4 separate regions of the Homo sapiens genome follow, and regions 1, 3 and 4 are each linked to region 2. A link is a loop called in an ENCODE intact Hi-C map of the cell type or tissue named here. Cell type or tissue: CD4-positive, alpha-beta T cell. All regions are shown on one strand. Links, peaks and the distances in the headings refer to the core of each region. The heading gives the core; the rest is flanking DNA.

Region 1 (4,554 bases), core at 316-4,315, 1.4 Mb before region 2:
ATACAAGGGTGGATGCAGACAAAAAGTGGGGAGATTCATATAAAGCCCAGGTAGAGACAGGTAGCTGAACTAAAATTATTAAACACAGAAGGGTCGGCTGGGCGCGGTGGCTCACGCCTGTAATCCCAGCACTTTGGGAGGCCGAGATGGGCGGATCACGAGGTCAGGAGATCGAGACTGTCCTGGGTAACACGATGAAACCCCGTCTCTACTGAAAATACAAAAAATTAGCCGGGCGTGGTGGCAGGTGCCTGTAGTCCCAGCTACTCGGGAGGCTGAGGCAGGAGAATGGCGTGAACCCGGGAGGTGGAGCTTGCAGTGAGCCGAGATTGCGCCACTGCACTCCAGCCTGGGCAACAGAGCGAGACTCCGTCTCAAAAAAAAAAAAAAACCAAAAAACAAAAAACAAAAAAAAACAGAAGGGTCATGGCCCACCCCAGATATAGGGCCCAGAGAGCCTACAGACCCTAAAGCAGAGATGGCCCAGGACCCTGGACAGTCCCCAGGAGACTTGCTGTTCTGACATGACAAAGACCTTAGTCCCTTTGGTGGAACTCCATTAAAAGGCTGTCACCCCTGCATGCCAGGCCCATGCTGGGTACCCAAAAGCTTTGAGTTCTGTTACCAAAGGGGAGACCTGTGTCCTCTGGCCCTGCTGTTTCCAAGCCTCAGCCTGTGATTAGTACTCTTGACAGTCCTGTTAGTGGCATGCTGCGTACAGATGAACTTGCAAAAACATGCCATCCTATGCATGAGCATGCCTACCTGTGTTATGGAAATTCATGTCTATAGGGATTACCTTCAGTAAGAGGGCCACCCTGACCTGCTATAAGGATTCTGGTCTTTCTAGACTGAATTCAATAGATGTTATGACATTTATTTTGGTCCTTCATACTTCCTTTCCCTTTATGATGGGAATAGAGCTACGATGACAGGCCTAAAACATAAAGACAAGCAGGTAATTCTAAATGCTTATCCCTCCTCCATGAAATTTACTTTCCCCTTTCCCATGCAGGGACCCTCCACCTCCCCACCCTTGCCCTCCCGCCCCACCACCAACTTTGTTTGCTTATGTTAACATATTCGGTTACTCTTATTTTCTTGCAAATTCTGGCTGGCAAGGTGGCTCACATCTGTAATCCCAAAACTTTGGGAGGCTGAGGCAGGAGGATCACTTAATTGCCCAGGAGTTAGACAGTGAGGACAAGACAGTGAGACCCTATCTCTACAAAAATAAAATAAAATAATCCAGACATAGTGGTGCACACCTGTGGCCCCAGCTACTTAGTAGGCTGAGGTGGGCAGATTACTTGAGCCCAGGAGGTCAAGGCTGCAGTGAGCCGTGATTGTGCCAGTGTATTCCAGCCTGGGTGACAGAATGTCTCAAAAAAAAAAATGCAGGATGTGTTCAGTCCTCTTATTCCCCTACTCAGAACCTCCTGTCTACTCCCTACTCCTCAAGCCCACTGTATTTCTTTTTCTTCTTCAAATTGAACTTCTTCATCTTCCTGTTTAAACAGGAAGTTTTATAAAGAAATTCATGTCATTCAACCCCGAACAATTATATTTGAGGTCCCCTCCTAATAGTGGGGATGTTGAGTCCTGGGTAGTCCATAACAGTATATGTGATGTGTACAGAAATATCAAGTGTAACCTTTGTTTTTATTCATTCGACAAACATTTATTGAGCACCAACTATGTGCCAGGCATTGAGCTAGCTATGGAAGTGGTAATGCTGATGGGGGTTCAAAGACAAAATACTTGGCACTCTAATGAGAGATACCAATAAGTACAAGGACAATTATAATTCACTCTAATAATTGCTATAATCAAGGTTATCCTAGACTGCTGCATGAGCAGAAAAAAAAGGGGCATCTTATCTGGAGTGCTTGAGGAATAGTAAGCCTTGGAAGGAATGACTTCTCAGCTGATATCTGTAAGATGAGTAAGAAGAGGTGGCCAAGTAAAGAGTGCTGTAAGATGAGACATGACAGGGCAAGGCACAGCAGGAATCTATAGCAATGCACTATGCCTGATGCATAGAGTGGTGGGGAGAAGAGCCCACTCTGCTCTAGAAGGGCAGAATTGTGCAGGAATTTCTGTGCCAAGTTAAAAGCTAGAATTATATCCTGAGGGCAACTGAGAGTCACTAGAAGGTTTTAAGTAGGACAATAACATGAACGAATTTCTGTTTCTGCAAGATCACTCTGGCAATAGGGTAGACTGGAGAAAGACAAGACTGGAGTTGTGAGGCTAAGAGAGGAGGTATGGAAAGGCAAGTGAATACATTGTGAGGCACTGGTCATAACCAGGAAAGAAGTAGATGGGCTTAGGTGGAGAGAAGTGGACAGGTTCAAGAAATGCTAACAGGCCGAGCGCAGCGGCTACCACCTGTAATCCCAGCACTTTGGGAGGCCAAGGGGTGGATCACCTGAGGCTAGGAGCTCGAGACCAGCCTGGACAACATGGTGAAACCCCGTCTCTATTAAAAATACAAAAAATTAGCCGGGTGTGGTGGCGGACACCTGTAATCCCAGCTACTTGGGAGGCTGAGGCAGGAGAATTGCTTGAACCCAGGAGGTGGAGGTTGCAGTGAGCCGAGGTTGCACCACTGCACTCCAGCCTAGGCAACAGAGCGAGACTCTGTCAAAAAAGAAAGAAAAGAAACAAGAAAAGTAGGGAAAAGAAAAGAAAAGCTAACAAAGTGAAACTGACCATTGGAACAGTGGATGTATAGGATAAGAGAGAGGGAAATGCCTGGAGTGCCACCAGTTTTTGGCATAAGTAAGTGGTAGGATAATGGTGCCATTAACTGAATGCCTAGAAAAGGGTAGATGCTTGGTAGGCATGTGTTGGATGAACAGAGGACAAAGGATGAGAGCCAGGTTTGGAGGGAATAATTGGGCATAAGACATTTGAAGTGCTTATGAAACATGCTGGCCCAAGAGTCTAGTAGACAGCTGGCTATATGGGTCTGAAGCTCAGGAGAGAGGGCTAGGCTGGAGACATTGTTCCTGTAAAGACAGCCATGTGTTTTATGGAGACATACTATGCATAAAGAGATGTCATCATGCAAATGTGATTATGTGATTGTGGAACTGGACTGTGTTAGACAGAATCAAAATGGCATCCCAAATAATGTCTCCTCCCCCGCCAGGCCTTGTCCACCCACAACAGGAAGGGAGTTTGGAATCAGGACAGAGAGTAGAGGGTCCCACTGGAATCCACAGCCACCTTCCAATTGTCCCACTTTAAGAGCACTAACACTTGTAACAGAATCTGAAGTATAGTTGCCAGTCTCCCTGTTCAAACTCCAGTCTTCTTCATCTGAATGCTGGGCACTGATTCCTACACTAGTGCTTGGACTTGACTGCCCCCCGGCCCTCCGAGCAGGCCTTGATCTTTGGGCCTCACCTCCTGCTTTTTTAATGTATCCTGCTACTCCAGACAGAATTCGGAACTCCTCTAGTGGAATCCTGGCTCCCGCCCACCTGCATTGTGACTGCCTATACCTTGCTCTCTCAACAAAGCCTCCCTGGTGTAAGGGGGCACTGGCACTACAGGCAATCAGCATCAAGACAGAAGAAGCAAAGCCAAAAGCCACATCTAGACAGGCTTTAGATCCTGACAGACTATGGGTAAGACAAGAAAACTTAATCTGAGGCACGGAATTGTGAATTGTGGCCCTGACCACAGTCAAAGACCAGATGATGCCACTCTCCTTATTCATGTTATGGAACCTCAGGGTTATGCCTGAATACTGGCTCTCTCTTCCTCTTGAAGGAATGAGCTCAATTGTTTAATCAGGCAATCTACGTTCTCTCAGCAACCATTTTGTGCCAGGCCTTGTGCTAGGATGAGAGATACGGGTGAAAAGACAGCTCCCTTGAAGAACTCATGGACTAATAGGAATACAAGGGAATGATCTATTATAATGCAGTGTACTGCAACAGGAGTAGCACAAGGAGCTATGGATGGCAATAGGAGGGGCCCAGACAGACAGGGGAAGTCAGGGACACCTTTTTGGTGGAGGTGACATTTCAGTTGAGCCTTTAATTGGGACTAAGAATCCTACACCTGGCAGTCCCACTGCATGGGGCCTCATACAGGATTCTTGGCTAGAAGTTGGGGTACTCTCAGTTCTCATGGAGAATGAGAAAATCTGAATTGGAGGTGCCATCTGGTTATCCTCCCTCAGTTGCACAGCACCACCCTCACCTCAAGACTAGTCACGAAGCCAGGGATTCAGACCTCACTGCTGAACACCAGCTCTCGAGGGTTGTGACCTCTTGCTGGTGCCTACTCTCAGGGACACTTCTTAGCCTCACTTTCCTTTCCACGCCTCCTTGCTTAGCCTCAAAATATATAATTTTTGGTCTTCACCACTCATGACTGCTACCTACCCCTTTCTCCTGACCCTTGAAGAACCTTTGGCAGCCCTTCTTAGGTACACAGAGAGCATTGGTACAATAGCACCAGGAACACAGAGGGAGGTATTAAGGTACCAACGTGGAGACGTGAGAGGAAGCCCTCCTCCTACCTTCCAGCACCAGA
Region 2 (4,554 bases), core at 335-4,334:
TCAATCTCTGGGGATTGGGTGCCCTGGGCTCCAATCCCTGGCTGGGCTCTGTAGGGACATGACTGGTGTGCACTCCTTGATATACTACCTTTCCGAAGCTTGCCAGCTGGCCCCTCCCCATATAGTCTGGCCTCTGTGATACTGGGGCTAGCCAAGGAGTCAGTGATACAATGAATCTCCCTGCTCCACCTTCTCCTCCTTTGTGATGTGAGCACAGACGGAAGGAGAAAGACTAAGGCTACTCAATAGCAGTGCAGATACAGGAGAGTCTTCCAAGGACATAGGAGAAGGTCCAGCCACGGCCGCAAACTCAAGGGCACCTGAGAGGACCCAAAACCAGAGCCGGGGCTCTTAACTGCAGGCTGATGGCTGACCCTGGGTTGATGGAACCCTTTTGAATTAGAACTTCCTCAAGAATCGAATCTTTCACAAGTTCTCCGGAATGACAAGCAATATTGAAAACCCCCTATTAGAGAGACACCCAGACACAGCTAAACAGAGTCAGCTAGACAAAGAGGGGTAAAATCAAAGGCAAACGCTGAGACAGGGTTGTCACAGGCCCAGGAGCCAAACCCCATCCACCTTCAGCCCTTCCTACCCCACCCCGCCCCTGTTGGCGATGTAAAAGCGTTGCCCGGTGACAGCCGCCAACACAGAGCCCTGGAGAGGTGGGGAGCTGCTGAAGGGCGGGAGAAGTTGCGGCGTGGCGATAGGTCTGGGTGTTCTGGGAGGACCCCTAAAAGGGAGCAGCTCTGCCAGGTCAGAGCTTGAGGTAGCATGTGTGCCGCTTCCAGGAGGCCAGGATGGAGACAGCAGTTCGAGGAATGCCCTTGGAATGCCCTCCTAGGCCGGAGCGGCTCAATGCCTACGGTAAAGAGTGGTAGTGGGGCGTTGGAAAGAACGGGTGGAGAGGGTTGGGGAAGGCCGGGAGGAGGGCGGGATGGGTACCTGAAGGACGGGGAGGAGGCCGAGGGTCCTGGAGAGGGTGGAACCCTGAATCTATCCGTCCTGGCTTTTGTCTCCGCCTCACTCTGTCCGTGACTCGGCCTCTTCCCATCCCTGTGCATCTGTCTTTGGGTCTCCTGCGCTGGGGACCCGCGGGAGCAGAGCGCGAAGTGATGGTGAACATGCTGAACTCACTGTCGCGGAACCAGCAGCTGCCGCGGATCACGCCCCGATGCGGGTGCGTGGACCCGCTGCCCGGCCGCCTGCCCTTCCATGGTTACGAAAGTGCTTGCTCGGGCCGCCACTACTGTCTGCGCGGGATGGACTACTACGCCAGCGGGGCGCCCTGCACCGACCGCCGCCTGCGGCCTTGGTGCCGGGAGCAACCGACTGTAAGGTTCGCAGGGCTCCGCCCGCCTCAGCCGGGCTCCACCCCACACAAGCCCCGCCCCAGAACCCCGCCCCCTTCCAGCCCGGCCAGCTTCCGTGCAGGCCCCCAGCCTGCTCTAGCCCCGCGCTGCACGCTCTCGAGGCCCTGCCGTGTCCCGCCCTCGGGCTCCAAGGCCTGAACTAACAACTGAGGCGGGAGAACCAGCACGAAGGTTACTCCAAGTCCCCGACCCCTGTCCCTCTCAAACTGGGCTCAAGGTCAACCTGGCCTCTCTATATGCTCTGGAGGTCCCGTCAGAGGGTTTTTGAGGAAGAAACCCCGCACATCAGTCGCATCCTCTTCCCCCATCTCCTTGGCCCTGCCCCCTTTCCTGGACTCCTGGCCCTAGAGACGCAGGTTCTAGCCTGTGGAGTGCCCTGCGTTCTCAGAAAAATGTCCTCTCTTGCTGGTCCCCCGTCACCGTCGGTAGTGGGTGCGGTCATTCCTGGGGGCTACGTGAGCCGGGAAATGGTGACCACTTTACCAGAATGGCTCTGGCCTCCTCGGATCCCGCACCACCTGCGGAGGTAGGCACCCTCGCGTGTTACTGCTAAGAAAACTGAGGCCCGAGCGCACAGCTGGAGCCCAGACTGCAGCTCGGCATTCGTCCTGCACGCGGCGGCAGCCAAGCCTGGGAGAACTTTGTCCGCGGTAGCCCAGAGAGCTGTGCAGTGGGGGTCCATAGTGATCCCCCGCCCCTCTCCAGGCCGAGAGAGCCTGATTCATTGTGCAAGACTGAGTCTTATCCCTCTCAAGGGCATAGGGGAGTGGGAAAGTGTCTGAGCCTCTAGGAAGCTCAGAAATGATGCCTCGTCCTACTGCTGGAGAAATTGCTGTCCAGTGGCGGGGATCCGGTGGTTCCAGGTCCTCAACGCCCGGAGCCCGACCTTCCCCAGGGTCCAGCGCTCTTTCCTCAACGGCAGAAATGAGGCCTTGCCGGGAGGGAGTCTTCCAAGGGGGGTTCCCGAATCGGTGCTGCAGTGGGGGTTTTGAAGGGTGAGGAAGAAGGAGAGGAGGATTTCCGAGCCTTGGGACGGACACCTGAAGCGCCGCCCAGGGGCTTGGTCTAAATCGGGGGATGAGAGTCAAAAGGCCCAACCCCTCCATGCTCGCGGCTTCCTCCTTCTCCAGATGTGTACCTCCCTACGAGCACCGGCCCGGAATGCAGTGTGCTGTTACAACTCCCCCGCCGTCATACTACCCATATCCGAACCTTAGGTAAGTCTAACGCGCACACACTCATTTGCACACGCACCCTGAAGGCTTGGTGAGGCGGGGCTGGGGGAGGATGTCTGGTAGACGGGATGAGAACGCTCCGCGGTGCACTGACAGGCACATACCACGAGGGGGAGCTAGTGGCATGGAGCAGTCAAAGGTGGTAAGGACAGAGGACCTTAAGAGAGGGCTAGGAGGCCGGTATTGAAGGGTTACAGGTTGGCAGTGGGCTTACAGCCAAAGGCGTTGGTTCAGAGCTTGAAGTAATGAGTAAGAAGTCGATGTTAAGGAGGAAATATTGGGTATCAGCAACTTAACAGTAGAACCTAAGGTCAGGAGGTCAGTATTGGAACCCAAGGTCAGTGCTATAGACAAAGTGTAGGGATAAGGTTAGCATTGCAAACTGGAGTCAGATATTCACTTTGACATATGAGGATCCAAAACGGCTGACCCATCTCTTCCTGTAGATGGGACACAAGTCACTTCAAGAAGTCTGGTGGTCCCCAGAGAAACAACTATGTTATCCATCCTGAGTTTGTGTCTGAGACCTATCCCGACTATCGTTGCTGGTAGAGCCTGGGCTTGCTGTGCCAAGGGGGCAGAGCAATAAATAAACTCTTCAACCCCAAAGCCTGCCTCCTGTGTCCTTACCCAGCAGGATCTGGAAGTGAAGGGCCAGTCACTCAGGCCTCTATCAAACCCCTTCAACTGAGATGCAATTTTTCTCAAAGTCACCCTTCCCTGGGCCCTTCCAACCCCATCATCTCAGTACATCCCTGAGTGCCCTCCTGACACAGAACAGTAGCCTTATATCCAGCTGCTATCCTCCTCCCCTGAATCCCAGAGCCCAAACGGATGGGTCCACCCTGCAATGCAGGCAGGAGCCATCTACTTTCCACCCCACGAAGACCCTCCAGCTAACATTTCTTCAGTATGCTCCCAAACTTAGATGCCCTCCCACTCATCAGAGGACCCAGAATCCTTCCTTCCACAGTCAAAGACCTATCCCTACACCCAAAGCTCTTGATCTCTGCTTCCAGGAGTCCCCATCACAGCCTCCCAAAAGCCTCTCTGTGCTCAGACACCCTTGCTGCACAAGGTGTGTCCCCCATTCCAAGTCCAACTGGTCAAAACATAATTTTGGAGGGTCTCATGACAAAGAAATTTCAAGTTGCAAAACAAAGCCCTGTTTCTCTGCCCCTCAGGGAGCGAGAAGGGGCCATTCTAAAATCTCTGTGATCTTCAGTATTTTTATTTCTGCATCAAATAGATATGAAACCAGCTGGGTGCAGAGGCTCACACCTGTAATCTCACCACTTTGGGAGGCAGAGGCAGGAGGATCACTTGAGCCCAGGAATTCGATACCAGCTGGGGCAACATAAAGAGACCCCTTCTCTACAAAAAAATTTAAAAATTAGCAGGGTATGGTGGCACACACATGTGGTCCAAGTTACTCAGGAGCCTGAGGCGGGAGGGGATAGCTTGAACCAAGGACATTGAGGCTGCAGTGAGCTATGTTAACGCCACTGCACTCCAGCCTGGGCGACAGAGCGAGACCCTCTCTCAAAAAAATAAAGACCGGACGCGGTGGCCCACACTTGTAATCCCAGCACTTTGGGAGGCCGAGGCAGGTAGATCACCTGAGGTCAGGAGTTTGAGACCAGCCTGACCAACATGGTGAAACTCTGTCTCTACTAAAAATACAAAATTAGCCAGGCGCGGTGGTGCGTGCCTGTAATCCCAGCTACTTGGGAGGCTGAGGCAGGAGAATTGCTTGAACCCGGGAGGCGGAGTTTGCAGTGAGCTGAGATCGTGCCATTGTACTCCAGCCTGGGCAACAAGAACGAAACTCAAAAATAAATAAATATAAAAATAAAATAAAATAAAAAAGAAATGAAACCTCAGAGTCTTGCCCAGCCCCCGGGGAGAGGGGCATGGCGGGGCACACCCACTTTCCCGCAGCT
Region 3 (4,554 bases), core at 307-4,306, 120 kb after region 2:
CAGGCCTCTTTGTGGGTGACTGTGGTATCTGCTGGGATCCCTTCCATCTCTCACCCTGTGGTCACATGTGCTCTCCTAGTAGGTAAGATGTTTTTGATTGCCATGACTGGGAAGAAGTGCTACTGGCATCTAGTGAGCAGAGGCCAAGGATGCTGCTAAACATCCTTCAAGAAATAATTATCTGGTACAAAATGTCAATAGTGCTAAGGTTGAGAAACCCTGGGAATAGACAAGTCATTTTTCCTTTCATGGAATGAGCACAAGCCTGTGTATTTCTGGAGGTTTTGCTTCCTGAGGTCCCAGCAGGTTTGAGGGAACTCATCTTCCTAGAGAAGCCTGAAAGGGGGTGGTTTGCAGAAAAAGAGGACTCTGTGGAATTGCAGGTAAGTGGTGGACACGAACTCCTGAGTTGGCCTCTCTCCAGGAAGCAGTGTGGGCCCTGCATAAACACAGTGCACTTCTGAGACTGGCGTCTCTGGCCTGTCCCTTACATGGGGCTGTGGTGATTTCCAAAAGGCTTCTTCTGATCATGGAATGTTGGGTGCATGCTTACATCCTCAGAGAAGACACTGTTCTTTCTCGTTTGTTTTTTAAAGACAGAGTCTCACCCTGTCACCCAGGCTGGAGTGTAATAGTGTGATCATGGCTCACTGCAGCCTTGAACTCCAGGGCTCAAGCAATATTCCCCGCCTCAGCCTCCCAAGTAGCTGGGCCTACAGACACGCATCACCATGTCTGGCTAATTTTTTTATTTCTAGTAGAGATGAGGTCTTGCTCTGTTGCCCAGGTTGGTCTTGAATTCCTGGGCTCAAACAGTCCTCCTGCCTCAACCTCCCAAAGTGCTGAGATTACAGATGTGAGCCACTACAACCAGCCAACACTGCTCTTTTTCATTCAGGTACAGAGGGATATCTCATGCTGAAACAGAATGTTCCCTTTTCCTCTTATTCTATCCCAGATAAAGAAATAACTCCCAATCCTTGTAATACTTTTCTTTGGTTTTTGTTTTCCCAGAAAGCTATAGAAAAGGAATTGCAGAACATGTGAAAATACACATTTAACATAAAATGATTATTTACAGGGTCAAAGAACTAAAGAAAGGCATTAAGTGTTGCACTTCAGTTACCAGTCGAAATCGGACATCTGGAAACTCCTCTCCAAAACGAATTCAGAGCTCCCCTGGGGCTTTGTCAGAGGACAAATGTTCTCCCAAAAAAGTCAAGCTGGGATTTCAGCAGTCACTCACAGTGGCAGCCCCTGGTTCCACGAGAGGGAAGGTCCATCCTCTGACCAGCCACCCACCCAACATTCCTTTTACTTCTGCACCTAAGGTCTCTGGTAAAAGGGGTGGCTCCAGAGGGAGTCCTTCACAAGAGTGGGTCATTCATGCTAGCCCTGTGAAAGGAACTGTGCGCTCTGGACATGTGGCCAAAAAAAAGCCAGAAGAGTCAGCACCATTGTGCTCTGAGAAAAATCGAATGGGCAACAAAACTGTCCTTGGGTGGGAAAGCAGGGCCTCAGGCCCAGGAGAAGGCCTAGTGCGTGGTAAGCTGTCCACCAAGTGCAAGAAAGTGCAGACAGTGCAGCCAGTACAGAAGCAGCTTGTGTCTCGAGTTGAGCTCTCCTTTGGCAACGCCCACCACAGGGCTGAGTACAGTCAAGACAGCCAGAGGGGCACGCCTGCTAGGCCTGCCTCTGAAGCTTGGACAAACATCCCGCCACATCAGAAGGAGAGGGAGGAACATCTGCGTTTCTATCACCAGCAGTTCCAACAGCCACCTCTCCTCCAACAGAAGTTAAAATACCAACCACTGAAAAGGTCTTTACGCCAGTACAGGCCCCCAGAGGGTCAGCTCACGAATGAGACTCCGCCTCTGTTCCACTCTTACTCTGAAAACCATGATGGAGCCCAAGTAGAGGAACTTGATGACAGTGATTTCAGTGAAGATTCTTTTTCACACATCTCTAGTCAGAGGGCCACAAAGCAAAGGAACACCCTGGAGAATAGCGAAGACTCATTCTTCCTGCACCAGACGTGGGGACAGGGTCCTGAGAAGCAGGTGGCAGAAAGACAGCAGAGTCTGTTTTCTAGCCCCAGGACAGGTGACAAGAAAGATCTAACTAAAAGCTGGGTGGACTCCAGGGACCCCATAAACCACAGAAGAGCAGCACTCGATCACAGCTGCAGCCCAAGTAAGGGGCCCGTGGACTGGAGCAGAGAGAACTCTACTTCCTCAGGGCCTTCTCCCAGAGACAGCCTGGCAGAGAAGCCATACTGTTCACAGGTAGATTTCATATATAGACAGGAAAGAGGTGGAGGCTCTTCCTTTGATCTCAGAAAGGATGCCTCCCAAAGTGAGGTTTCTGGGGAGAATGAGGGCAACTTGCCATCCCCAGAGGAAGATGGTTTCACTATCTCATTGTCCCACGTTGCAGTTCCTGGATCCCCAGACCAAAGAGACACAGTCACCACACCTCTGAGAGAAGTCAGTGCAGACGGCCCAATCCAGGTGACCAGCACTGTGAAAAACGGTCATGCTGTCCCAGGAGAGGATCCTAGGGGGCAGTTAGGCACGCATGCTGAATATGCTTCTGGACTCATGTCTCCCCTCACCATGTCCCTCCTGGAGAACCCAGACAACGAAGGGTCTCCTCCCTCGGAGCAGCTGGTCCAGGATGGGGCTACGCACAGTCTAGTGGCAGAGAGCACAGGGGGCCCAGTTGTGAGCCACACAGTGCCATCTGGTGATCAAGAGGCAGCCTTGCCAGTGTCTTCAGCAACTAGGCACCTGTGGCTGTCCTCATCTCCCCCTGATAATAAGCCTGGTGGTGATCTTCCAGCTCTGTCCCCATCACCCATCCGTCAGCACCCAGCTGACAAGCTGCCCAGCAGGGAGGCAGACCTAGGAGAGGCCTGCCAGAGCAGAGAGACTGTACTTTTCTCCCACGAACACATGGGTAGTGAGCAGTATGATGCTGATGCAGAGGAGACGGGGCTGGATGGCTCCTGGGGTTTCCCAGGAAAGCCCTTCACCACCATACATATGGGGGTACCCCATTCTGGACCTACACTCACCCCACGAACAGGAAGTAGTGATGTGGCTGACCAGCTCTGGGCCCAGGAGAGAAAACATCCTACAAGGCTTGGTTGGCAGGAGTTTGGTTTGTCCACAGACCCCATCAAGTTGCCCTGCAACAGTGAAAATGTCACATGGCTCAAACCCAGGCCGATCTCAAGGTGCTTAGCAAGGCCAAGTTCTCCCTTGGTTCCCAGCTGCTCTCCCAAGACTGCAGGGACACTCCGTCAGCCCACCCTGGAGCAAGCGCAGTAAGTTGGACACTTTCCCTAAGACTTGAGCCCCTTTGGCACCCACCCTCCACTCCAGCTTACTGTTTTGTCATGGACAAAGAGAAGCCATGCAGGGGTACGCAGGTGAGCTAGTCTGCTTCTAGCTCCAACCCTCTGCTTTGGTCCCGGGCCCTCCACAGGAAGTAGAAATGATAGCAGACCAGGCAATAGGCTCCATCTTGTGCCAAGTATGCCAGTTGCAGTCACAGCCTTGAGAGCCTTTCTGCAGGGAAGCTGTGGGAAATGGGCAGCTCCTGTGGAAGAGCAGCAGCACCCAGCCCTGCCCCCTCAGTACAGCTGGGGAGGCAGGAGACAACTTGGGAAGCCCCTGTCTCCCTCCCTGTATCTCGTTGGTACTCCGTAATTCCTTACCTAATCCTGAGAAAGAGCAGGTGAGGGGGAGCTGGTTGGTAAGCTGGCCTTGGTGAAAACCTTGACCATTTTCGGCAGAGGCAGCTCTCAGCTTACAAATGAGATCACCTCCAGAAAGCTACCCAGGAGAGGCTGGGAGGCCAGGAAGATCACAGTGTTCTCTCTGGTGTTCCCAGGCAGGTGGTCATCCGAGCACACCAGGAACAGCTGGATGAAATGGCTGAGCTCGGCTTCAAGGAGGAGACGCTGATGAGCCAGCTGGCTTCTAATGTAAGTAGCCCTGGCTGGACACTCACAGGCTGTTGGGAATTAGCCTGCAGCTAATTTGATGGTCATCCTTGTTTGCTGTGGCTGTGTGTGGGGAAAGGGTCTCCTGGCACACACTAACCATAACTGAGGCCTCACACCTCCTCTTGCCACGCCTTTGAGACATCTTGAGTATAGGTACAGGTGGGAGATGGTGCAACACTCGCCTTTTCCAGGCTAAAATGTTTCCAGCCTCTATCCTCAGCTGCTCTGCCTTCCTAGCGGTTTGTCGGGGCCCCTCCCTGTGACTAACAGTGACCAGTCTGCTGCCTACCACACGTAGGTATTTCTACCAAATACCCTTCTGCCTTACAAAATACTCCTCTGCTTGGAAAGTGTCTCGAATGCAGAGCAGCAGGCCCCACCCTGTGCCATAGCAACTATCCTACATGTTCTCCCGCTGGAAGAGTGGCCTGGGTTCTGAAACTTTCCTGCCAGAGGAGGGACTGAAAAAGCAGATCTGGCAGAGCGCCAGCAAGAGCAAAAGCTGTATTCGTCCCTTGTTTCCTTCTCAGGATTTTGAAGAT
Region 4 (4,554 bases), core at 139-4,138, 370 kb after region 2:
GATTCTCCTGCCTCAGCCTCCAGAGTAGCTGGGACTACACTTGTACATCACCACACCCGGCTAATTTTAGTAGTTTTAGTAGAGAGGGGTTTCACCATGTTGGCCAGGTTAGTCAGTTTTGAATTCCTGACCTCAGGTGATCTGCCCACCTCAGCTTCCCAAACTGCCCGGATTATAGGTGTGAGCCCCTGGGCCTGACCGTGAACCTCAATTTAAAAAAAAAAAAAATACATTGTGAGATTTACGGAAAAGTTGCAATGGGAATATGAATAATTACTGAATACCCTTTTTTCAGATTCCCCAGATTTTAACATTTCTGTCACATCTACTTTATCCTGTTCTCTTCCTTTCCCTACAGTTTATTCCCAGAAACGTTTGACAAGTAGTTGTGAATAAGGTTCTTCTTCACTTAATACCTCAGTGTTTTTTAAAAAACAAGGATCTTTTTACATAATTACAGTACAATTATAAAAAATCAGAACATCTACAGACCATACTTATATTTTTTCAATGGTCCTCATAATGCCTTTTTTTTTTTTTGAGACAGTTTTACTTTGATGCCCAGGCTGTAGTGCAGTGGTGCGATCTCAGCTCACTGCAACCTCCGCCTCCTGGGTTCAAGTGATTCTCCTGCCTCAGCCTCCCGAGTAGCTGGGATTATAGGCATGCGCCACCATGCCTGGCAAATTTTTATATTTTCAGTAGAAACGAGGTTTCGCCATGTTGGCCAGGCTGCTCTCGAACTCCTGACCTTAGGTGATCCGCCTGCCTTGACCTCCCAAAGTGCTGGGATTACAAGCATGAGCCACTGGGCCCAGCTGTAATGTCCTTTTTAGCTAATTAGATTGTGGAATATACATTGTATTCAGATGTCAACTCTCTTGTGAATTTATGTGAAAATTCCACAAAATTATGTGAACATTCCACAATTATGAAGTGATTATAAGAATATTTGAAAATTATGATATAAAATGTCTTAGAAAAGGTATACTTCCTGATCAACTGAAAAAAATATGTAAAGTTAATGCAAAACTGTTGAACATTAATGAGTACAGGCTTAGTAGACTGTTAATGTTTATCTTTGGTGGTGGGCATAAATAATCCTACTTTATTATTATTTCCAATTTTTTTCTGGGTGACAGCTCTAATTAAAAAAAATTTGGATTCATTTGAAAAATTTCACATTTTCCACTGTGAAAGCAGCTTAGTTCGTAATAAGCCATATGAATGGGTAAGAGATCCAGAGGAAGAGCTGTAGTGATGGTACTTTTCTTGGCAAGATATTTTTCAACTTGAGATGTGACCTAGTGTATGTCACTAATGTTTATTGCAGGGGAGGGTGCACTGACCTTGTTTAACTTAAGAATTACCAGTTGATCCTGATTTTTCCTCTTTTTTCCCAAGCTGTACCGACCTCTTGACACTTCCTAGAGCTCAGCCTGGTAACTTCCCTATTATACTCTTATGTTTGGTGCTTTGTTTATCAAATATTTATTGAATTGTTTATCAAAGAAAATTATTTTTTTCTTGACTCAGGGTATTTTATAAAGTTAAAAAAAATACTTAAAGTTCTCATTAAAATTTATTTTCATAAATATGCTAGCACTAGTGTTACTATATTGTTATTGTTAAATGACTATTATGTGTATTGGCTATGCTTTCAGAAGTAGTCTGTCTATCCCTTTTATGAATAAAAAAGATATTACTGAAGAGAAATACAGTATTTGTGTCATATAATACTTAAGCTGAAAAAGCTAAGTCTGAATAAATCAGTCATTGGCATTTACCTTACATATGGCAATGAATAGTGACTTTATAGTTAGAAATGTATGGGTGAAACAGTATCAGAATGATAATGTAGAAACATATATAAGCCCCAGACTGCCCCCTACAGCAAAATGCGATTATTAATAACTATTCTGCTTGAAATATTTGGTGAGATTCTTTCACCCATCAAGTGCTTGTTTGTTAATATTTTAATCGGGTCGGTGTTTCTTTGGTTTTGTAAATTGTGCACGTTTACAAAGCACTGGCTGTTCTCAGGCAGTTTTCAAGTTTAAATATTCTTGCCTTTAGGGTCATTATTTGTTCCTGGTTCCCCCACTCTGCCATTACTTTTTCATACTTTTTCCACAAAGATTTCAGCCATACTCCCTGACTTTGGTTTATCTTCTACTCTGACATATCTGCATGAAGTAGTTTCTGTCTGAAATGTCTTGAAACCAGGGATGTTCTTATAATAATACTTACTGTGCAGTGAGTGGATAGCCACAAGTAATCCATAATTTTACTTTTTAAAAAAAAATGTTTGTTGTAGCTCCTGTTTAACACATCTACCACCCCAAGCCGCCGCCTGTACTCCTTTTCTGTCTGCCAAAATCCCTCCCCACAATGCTTTATTATGAAAATGGTCACAGATGAAGAAAAGTTGAGAGTTGTACAGTCAATATCCATATGTTCTATTACCTTTTTGCTCTATTTGTTTTATCACATCTGTTTAGCCAGCCATTATTTTATCTAAGTTTTTAATGCTTTTCAAAGTGAATTAAATGATTAATGGTACTCTTAATCACTTCAGAATGGATGTCATTGACTAGGGTGTATTATTTGTTTATTGTCTTTTTTTTTTTTTTTTTTTTTTATGAGGCAGAGTTTCTGCCCTTGTTGCCTAGGCTGGAGTGCAGTGGCGCGATCTGGGCTCACTGCAACCTCCATCTCCCAGGTTCAAGTGATTTTCCCACCTCAGCCTCCTGAGTAGCTGGGATTACAGGCACCTGCCATCATGACTGGCTAATTTTTCTATTTTTAGTTGAGACGGGGTTTCACCATGTTGGCCAGGATGGTCTCAAACTCCTGACCTCAGGTGATCTGCCCGCCTTGACCTCCCAAAGTGCTGGGATTACAGGTGTGAGCCACTGTGCCTGGCTGTTTTTTTTTTTTTTTTTTAATAGACAGGACCTCGGGCTGGGCGTGGTGGCTCATGCCTGTAATCCCAGCACTTTGGGAGGCCAAGGCAGGTAGATCACCTGAGGTCAGGAGTTTGAGACCAGCCTGACCAAGATGGAGAAACTCCGTCTCTACTAAACATACAGAATTAGCCAAGCATGGTGGCACATGCCTGTAATCCCAGCTACTTGGGAGGCTGAAGCAGGAGAATCTCTTGAACCCAGGAGGCGGAAGTTGCGATGAGCAGAGATCCCACCATTGTACTCCAGCCTGCACAACAAGAGCGAAACTCTGTCTCAAAAAAAAAAAAAAAAAAGGAAATATAAGTCATTTATTTTTCATTTGTTACATGGAATATTTACATAGATTGTTTCCTGCTGGGCATGGTGGCTTACTCCAGTAGTCCCAGCAGAGGTGGGAGGATTGCTTGAGTCCAGGAGTTCGAGACCAGCCTGAGTAACGTAGTGAGACCTGTCTCTACAAAAATTACAAACTTCTTATACTGTATGGTAGGATAAGTGCTTGAATCTATTGGCTTACCAATTAATAAAAAAACATTTTGAACCGGGACATGGTGGCTAACACCTGTAATCTCAACACTTTGGGAGGCTGAGGTGGGAGGATTGTTTGAGCTCTGGAGTTCAAGACCATCCTGGGCCAAGTAGCGAGACCCTGTCTCCATAAAAAATATTTTTTAAAAAATTTATAAGAAAAAAACCTTTTTGGCCAGGTGTGGTGGCTTGCGTCTGTAATCCCAGCACTTTGGGAGGCTGAGACGGGTGGATCACCTGAGGCCAGGGGTTCGAGACCAGCCTGGCCAACATTACAAAACCCCATCTCTACTAAAAATAGAAAAATTAGCTGGCCGTGGTGGTGTGCACCTGTAATCCCAGCTACTTGAAGGGTGAGGCACAAGAATCACTTGAACCCAGGAGGCAGAGGTTGCAGTGAGCCGAGACTGTGCCACTGTGCTCCAGTGTGGGCGACAGAGCAAGATTCTGTCTCAAAAAAAAAACAAAACAAAACACCAAATTTTTAGGGAAAAATTATTTTGGAATAATTTTAAGAGTTGTAAAAAAGTTGCAAAGAACGATAGAGATAGAGATATATTCACCCCGCTATCCTAAATGTTAACTTTTTTTTTTTTTTTTTTTTTTTTTTGAGACAGTCTCGCTGTGTCGCCAGGCTGGAGTGCAGTGGCGTGACCTTGGCTCACTGCAACCTCTGCCTTGTGGGTTCAAGCCATTCTCCTGCCTCAGCCTCCAAAGTAGTTGGGACTACAGGCGCACACCACTGTGCTCAGCTAATTTTTGTTTTTTCAGTAGAGACGGGGTTTCACCATGTTGGCCAGGATGGTCTCGATTTCTTGACCTTGTGATCCGCCTGCCTCAGCCTACCAAAGTGCTGGGATTACAGGCAGGAGCCACTGTGCCTGGTCAGCTTTTTACATAAAGGATTGCCTAACCTTTTCTGTAAAGTGTTAGTATATATCTTACGCTTTGCAGTCCAGACACAATCTCTGTTGCATTTTGATTTTATTACATTTTTGAGACGGGGTCTCATGTTGGCCAGGCTGGTCTGGAACTCCTGACCTCAGGTGATCCGTCT

Evidence for each region. A loop is a pair of places that touch in the nucleus more often than their neighbours do. Peaks named below come from ENCODE experiments on the same cell type or tissue, not always from the same donor. Only the 100,000 strongest peaks of a DNase experiment are listed, where the experiment ranks them.
Region 1: it touches region 2 in a loop (9-fold over the local background); 2 of 110 quality-filtered maps call a loop at or near these places.
Region 3: a loop joins it to region 2, with 26 times the contacts of the local background. A loop is called at or near these places in 44 of 110 quality-filtered maps.
Region 4: it touches region 2 in a loop (4-fold over the local background); 5 of 110 quality-filtered maps call a loop at or near these places.

Annotation. Positions count from the first base shown.
Region 1 is chr9:35,820,522-35,825,075 of GRCh38, reverse strand. The region is part of intron 3 of FAM221B (family with sequence similarity 221 member B); the gene reads left to right. Among named protein-coding and RNA genes, the nearest start is that of FAM221B, 5.9 kb to the left of the region's middle. In CD4-positive, alpha-beta T cell, for the core only: no CTCF peak of the experiment used is centred there; no DNase peak of the experiment used is centred there.
Region 2 is chr9:34,377,685-34,382,238 of GRCh38, reverse strand. SPMIP6 (sperm microtubule inner protein 6) reads left to right here. Exons shown (of 7, transcript NM_032596.4): 4 at 795-870; 5 at 1,108-1,337; 6 at 2,507-2,593; 7 at 3,058-3,220. The coding sequence ends at 2,593. It overlaps LOC124902144 (a long non-coding RNA gene), which reads right to left and starts at 1,339. Exons shown (of 2, transcript XR_007061464.1): 1 at 949-1,339. RefSeq lists an enhancer at 821-1,426. In CD4-positive, alpha-beta T cell, for the core only: CTCF peaks have their summits at 2,525 and 2,725 (motif pointing right); DNase peaks (open chromatin) are centred at 728, 1,378, 1,858 and 2,688; H3K4me3 peaks cover 2,148 bases.
Region 3 is chr9:34,254,509-34,259,062 of GRCh38, reverse strand. KIF24 (kinesin family member 24) reads left to right here. Exons shown (of 13, transcript NM_194313.4): 11 at 1,082-3,328; 12 at 3,898-3,991; 13 at 4,543-4,554. Among named protein-coding and RNA genes, the nearest start is that of KIF24, 72 kb to the left of the region's middle. RefSeq lists an enhancer at 3,465-4,554. In CD4-positive, alpha-beta T cell, for the core only: no CTCF peak of the experiment used is centred there; no DNase peak of the experiment used is centred there; H3K27ac peaks cover 530 bases.
Region 4 is chr9:34,008,515-34,013,068 of GRCh38, reverse strand. All of the region lies in intron 2 of UBAP2 (ubiquitin associated protein 2), which reads left to right. Among named protein-coding and RNA genes, the nearest start is that of UBAP2, 38 kb to the left of the region's middle. In CD4-positive, alpha-beta T cell, for the core only: a CTCF peak has its summit at 1,921 (motif pointing left); a DNase peak (open chromatin) is centred at 1,898.